Linked DNA regions of Homo sapiens: region 1 is linked to region 2. A link is an interaction called in ENCODE POLR2A ChIA-PET data of the cell type or tissue named here. Cell type or tissue: GM12878. All regions are shown on one strand. Each heading gives the region's core, and the rest is flanking DNA. Links, peaks and the distances in the headings are about the cores only. Region 1 has its middle 370 kb from the start of SMARCA2. Region 2 has its middle 460 kb from the start of SMARCA2.

Evidence for each region. Peaks named below come from ENCODE experiments on the same cell type or tissue, not always from the same donor. Only the 100,000 strongest peaks of a DNase experiment are listed, where the experiment ranks them.
Region 1: POLR2A ChIA-PET joins it to region 2 with 7 read pairs; 2 of 35 experiments call an interaction of 5 or more read pairs at or near these places.

Annotation. Positions count from the first base shown.
Region 1 is chr9:1,643,346-1,646,262 of GRCh38, reverse strand. No RefSeq gene overlaps it. Among named protein-coding and RNA genes, the nearest start is that of SMARCA2, 370 kb to the left of the region's middle. In GM12878, for the core only: no CTCF peak of the experiment used is centred there; no DNase peak of the experiment used is centred there.
Region 2 is chr9:1,552,885-1,555,801 of GRCh38, reverse strand. No RefSeq gene overlaps it. Among named protein-coding and RNA genes, the nearest start is that of SMARCA2, 460 kb to the left of the region's middle. In GM12878, for the core only: no CTCF peak of the experiment used is centred there; a DNase peak (open chromatin) is centred at 1,411.

The sequences.
Region 1 (2,917 bases), core at 215-2,714, 90 kb before region 2:
ATGTTAGAAGAGGCAATGGTGAAAATTTCCTAGCAATGATCAAAGACACCAGTTAGAAAACCCAACGAATCTCAAGCACAATAAATAAAAAGATATCCAAGCTTAGACGTCAAAATAAAATTACAGAATACCAAAGACAAAACTGAAAACTTTAAGAGCAGCCAGAGATTAAAAAAAAAAAAACACAAAAAAACAACGATTAAAGTAGAACTATAATTAGACCAACAACAGGCTGCCTTAGATTTTTATTGCTGCTGTGACAAATTATCACAAATTTAGTGACTTAAAAAACATACAGTTATTCTCTTATGGTCTTGGAGGTCAGAAGTTCAAAATGAATCTTATGGGGCCAAAATCAAGATGTCAGCGAGCTGGTTCCTTTCAGAGATTCCAGGGGAAAACCTGTTCCTTGCGCCTCTCAGCTTCTAAAGGCTGCCAGCACTCCACAGCTCCATTACACCAATCTCTATTATCATATTTCCTACTACCGACTTTAATCCTAGTACCTATCTCTTATCATGACTCTTGTGTTTATTTCGTGTATGCAAATAATCCAGAAGAATCTCCACATCTCAAGATCCTTAACTTAATCACATCTGTAAAGTCCCTTTTACCATGTAAAGTAACATATTCACAGATTCCAGGGATGAGAATGAGGACCTTTTGGGAAGTCCATTATTCCGCTTACCATAGCAACCTCAGAAAGCCAAAGACGGTCACACGATATGTTAAAAATACTGATACCTGGAATTCTATACCTAGTGAAACCACTTTTTTTTGGAAGATAAATATTTTCTCTTATTTATTTATTATACTTTAAGTTCTAAGGTACATATGCACAATGTGCAGGTTTGTTTGAGAGGCCGGGCGCGGTGGCTAATGCCTGTAATCCCAGCATTTTGGGAGGCCGAGGCGGGCAGATCACGAGGTCAGGAAATTGAGACCACCCTGGCTAACACGGTGAAACCTCGTATCTGCTAAAAATACAAAAAAAATTAGCCGGGTGTGGTGGCGGGCGCCTGTAGTCCCAGCTATTGGGGAGGCTGAGGCAGGAGAATGCCGTGAACCCGGGAGGCTGAGCTTGCAGTGACATGAGATCGCGCCACTGCACTCCAGCCTGGGCGACAGAGCGAGACTCCGTCTCAACAACAACAACAACAAAAAAAAAAAAAAAAAAAAAAAAGAAAAGAAAAGAGATAAAATAAACATATTTCAGAGCAATTAAAATAGAGAGCACTAAGAAATTAAATTAGTTTTCTAATTCACCAAAGGAACTCCTAAAGGATAAACCTCAGAAAAAAAGAAATAATCCCAGAAAAAAAAGTGTGAATACAGAAGTAATGATAAGCAAAGGAATCACTAATGCATGGGAAGATTTAAACAAACACTAGCTGAAAAAAATAATAAATCACAGGAAAAATTAGAAAGTATCCCCAGACAAATAAAAACGAAAAAAATATCAAAACTTACAAAATGCAGCAAAAGCAGTGCCAAGAGGGAAATTTACAGCTGCAAACCTTTGCATTAAAAAAGAAGAAAGATATCAAATCAATAACCTAACCTTACACTTTAAAAAACTGGAAAACGAAAACAATCTGAAACCAAAGTTAGCAGAAGGAAAGAAATAATAAATATTAGAACAGAGATAAACAAAATAGAGAAAAATAGTAGAGAAAATTTTAAAAACCAAGATTTGCTTCTTCAAAAAGATCAATAAAATTGATAAGTCTTTAGCTAGATTGACTAAGAAAAAAAGAGGAAAGACTTAACTAAAATCAGAAACAAAATGGGGCACATGATGGGAAATTTTATGAAAAATAAAAGAATTCTAAGAGAAAATTATGAACAACTGTACACCAACAACTAGAAGAAGTGGATAAATTCCTAGAAGTACACATCCTACCAAGACTAAATCATGAAGAAATGGAAAATCTGAATAACAAAAACTTCTCAACAAAGAAAAGCCCAGGGTTCAATGGCTTTACTGATGAATTTTACTAAACATTCAAAGAAGAATTGATGCCAATCCTCCTCAAACTTTTCTAAAAAACTGAAGAGGAGGGAACACTTCCAAACGCATTCTATGAGGTAAGCATTATACTGATACCAAAGCCAGACAAAGACAATGCAAGAAAAGAAAACTAAGGACCAATGTCCCCGATGGAATACTGATGCAAAAATAACAACTTACCAGCAAACTGAATTCAACAGTACATTAAAAGGCTTACACACCATGACAAAGTGAAATTTCTTTCTGCAATACAAGGATGTTGTTTTTACCACTTCTGATCAATGCAGTACTAGGTCTTAGCTAGAACAATTAGACCAAAAAAAAGAAATAAAAGGCATACAAAGTGGAAAGAGTGAAAGTATCTCCATTTGCAGATGGCATTATTTTATATATAAAAAACCCTAAGATTATACACACATACACATACCCTGTTAGAATTAACAATAAACTAATTAAGCAAAGTTTCAAGAAAAAAAATCAACACAAAATGTTTAGTTGCATTTCTATATACTCACAATGAATCATCCAAAAAGAAAATCGAGAGAACAAATCCATTTACAATAGCATCGAAAACAATAAAATAGTTAGAAATGAACTTAACCAAGGAGAAGAAAAACCCATACACTGAGAACTACAAAATGTTGCTGAAATAAAGAAGGTACAAATAAATGGATAGACATTCCATGTACATGGATTGGAATAATTAATATTGTTAAAAACTCAATACCACCCCAAACAGCCTATAGGTTCAGTGAAATCTCTCTCAAAATCCAAAGGATGTTTTTTCAGCAACAAAAAATCCATCTCAACATTCATATGGAAAGCCGTAAGGGACCCCAAATAGCCAAAATATTGAAAGAGAACGAAGTTGGAGGTCTCACACTTTCTGATTCCAAAACTACCAAG
Region 2 (2,917 bases), core at 135-2,634:
TTGCCAAAGATACCAAATAGCCAATAAACATAGAGAAAGATGTTGAGCTTCGTTAGTCATCAGGGAGATAAAAATTAAATATACATCTGAATGGTTAAACCTAAAAAGACTAACAAAACCAAGTGTTGGCAAAGGTTTTGAGAAATTATAATTTTCATATGCTATTTAAGGAGATTTAAATACATTCTTTGGCAGCTAGTTTTATCTACTAAAGTTGAACATATGCATACTATTTGGCCTAGCCATTCCAGTTCTGGGTAGATATACAACAAAAATATGTTTGCATGTGCACCAAAATTTGTTGAATCTTCCTTGCAGCATTATTTGTAATAGCAGAAAAACAAACAACACAAATGGTCCATCAATACTTTTCATACAATCTTTTTATCTTTTGATAAAATCATGCAACTAATACTATATAGTAATGGGAATGGATTAGCTACACTAAAAATATGAGTAAAACTCACAAACATAAATACTGGGCAAAAGAAACCAGACACAAAAGTCATACTATGTGATTCTATTTATATAATGTCCCCAAACAGGCAAAATCCATCAATAGTCATAGACACCAGGAATGTGGTTACCTTTGTGGAAGAATGGAATGACTGGGAAGGGTTAAAAAGGAGACCACTAAGGTGACCCAACTTTTTGATACTGTAGTGTTGAAATGGATGTGTTCACTTGGTGAAACTTTGGCTGCACACAGCATTTTTCACTTTTCTGCCTATAAATTATACTTGAATAAAAACTTTTTAAATGATAACGAAAAAGTCTAATTCTAGGCCTTTTGCAGACAAGCTCCAAGAATAGCAGGAAAAAACAAAATCTAATGACTCTCAGCATAATGATGACCATTTGCTAATGGAGAAAATATTCTCTCTCTGGTGTGGGTTTAGATCAAGGCACCCAAAGTGAAATGACTGCAAAGAGCATGGCCTTCAAATACAGGAGTGACAGCACCAGATGTGAGGCAGTAGGGATTAAATGGGTGGCACTGTTTCCAAACTAAACGCAAAACTCAGTAACTTCACCTTTAAAAACACCATGCACATAACTAAAAGACCTGTGGGTACACAGTTTAGGATCACTGGGGCTATTCTGTCTGCAAGGAAAAACAAAAACAGTTGTCTTCACACATTTCTTTAATAGGTCAACTAGTAAAGGAAACAGTAGGTTTGTCTGCAACCCTTAATTGATGGCTATTGAAACTTGAACTGGAGAAGCCACATTGAACTTTGTAGGGCTAGAGCCCATTTCTCCTACTCCTGCCTGTAAAGCCAGGGTGGCACTGACCATCGATGTCCACTCTGCTGACAACCAGGGAGCTACTCGACATTGCAGGATTTGGAAAACTCCTAGCAGTGGAAACTCTTCCTGTGTGAACAAATGTGTTTTCTCTTTGGATATCAATCTTGCCTCTCATGGGTCTGTACCTTGATGATTAGCAAGTACTTTACCCTATCCTAATTTGCATGTGGTGAGGAACATTATGTTTTTCTTAGCTCTAATATGTTTGGTATATAGAAAAAAGCACCAAGTCAGAATTACTGAGTTAACGTCCTGGCTGTGACACTTACCAGCTGTGTGCCTTGGACAACTCACTAAATCTTTCTCCATCTGTAAAATGAGGAAGAATAATTCCCATCCTAACACATAAGGCATTGATTTCAGTCTACAGACTTGAGTTTGTAAGAGCTATCACTTAATTTTCTTTAAGTCCATGAGTACCCCAGCAAGAACTACATGGCCCACTCTAATGTATTTATTTATTTGAAGGGATTTCATGAAAAGGCTATTTACAGATGTGGCAGAGTTAAGGAAACAAAGGAGAGCTACACAGGGCTTAGCAAGAGCAACAGTCTATGACCTCTCCTAAGCCTCTCTGGGCAGAGGGCAGAAGAAATGTTACGAGGGTCAGTGGGAGAGCTAGAGCCCTAAAAGCAGGGATGATAACCAGGAGCTGTGATCCCAGGAACACAGCCACTACCAGAAAAATGGCCAAGAGAAAGGGAACTAGGACAGTAAATGCCTGAAGTCCTGCTCCTCCCACCCTCCTATATTTATCTGCCAGTGTCTCTCATTAGCTGAATCCATTCTCTTACCCTCCTGCATCTGCCAGTGTCTTCTACTGGCTGAATCCAAGTATAAGTCAGAGGTCAAGAGAAAATGGGAGTAAATACCATAGGGTTTGGCCTTCTAGGCATACAGCAGAAAAGATAAGAGCATAGAGGATCTAGGGGTGGGACAAGCAGAAAATAACCAGCAACTAACTTATTTCTGCCCCCACACTGTTTCACACGTTGTCAGTTTTTGTCATTATTTCCTACCTTTCCTTACTTAACCCTCAGGAGCTGGGCCAAGTTCCTGGCATCTTCCTCCATGCCAAAAGATTGAGGAACTGGGGAGGCTCACTTGTCATTAATTTACCTGAGTAGCTTCTGAGTGCCTCTTAACTCACCTTGAATGGTCCCTTTGGGTCTGGTGGTCCAAGTAACTTCTCCATGGCATGGCTCAGAACCTTTGAGTTGACTGCAATTCCCTGTGGCCTGCATTTGGCCTCCACAGGTGGCCATAGAACTATTCCCACTGGAAGTCATCCCACCTCCCCAGGATACATCCAATGAATGGGTGTCCTGCCAACATCTGGAACTGTTAACCTTTGTCTACTTCCCAGTCTCTGGAAATTCAATCTACCTATCAGTCAATCAACAACCAAGTAGAGGCACTTCTCCCTCTCTCTTACCACCCCGCCTTCCAGCTTTATCGTATTCTACAGTAAGCTAAAGCTTTTCTAAAAGACCACAAGAGTCTTACTTTTCCATCAGTTTTTACAAGATTTCCCTAGGCAAGGAGGTACCAAGGACCTCAATAATGTTTTTTCGGTAAGCCAGGGGGAGAAGCATTTTCTGTTTCT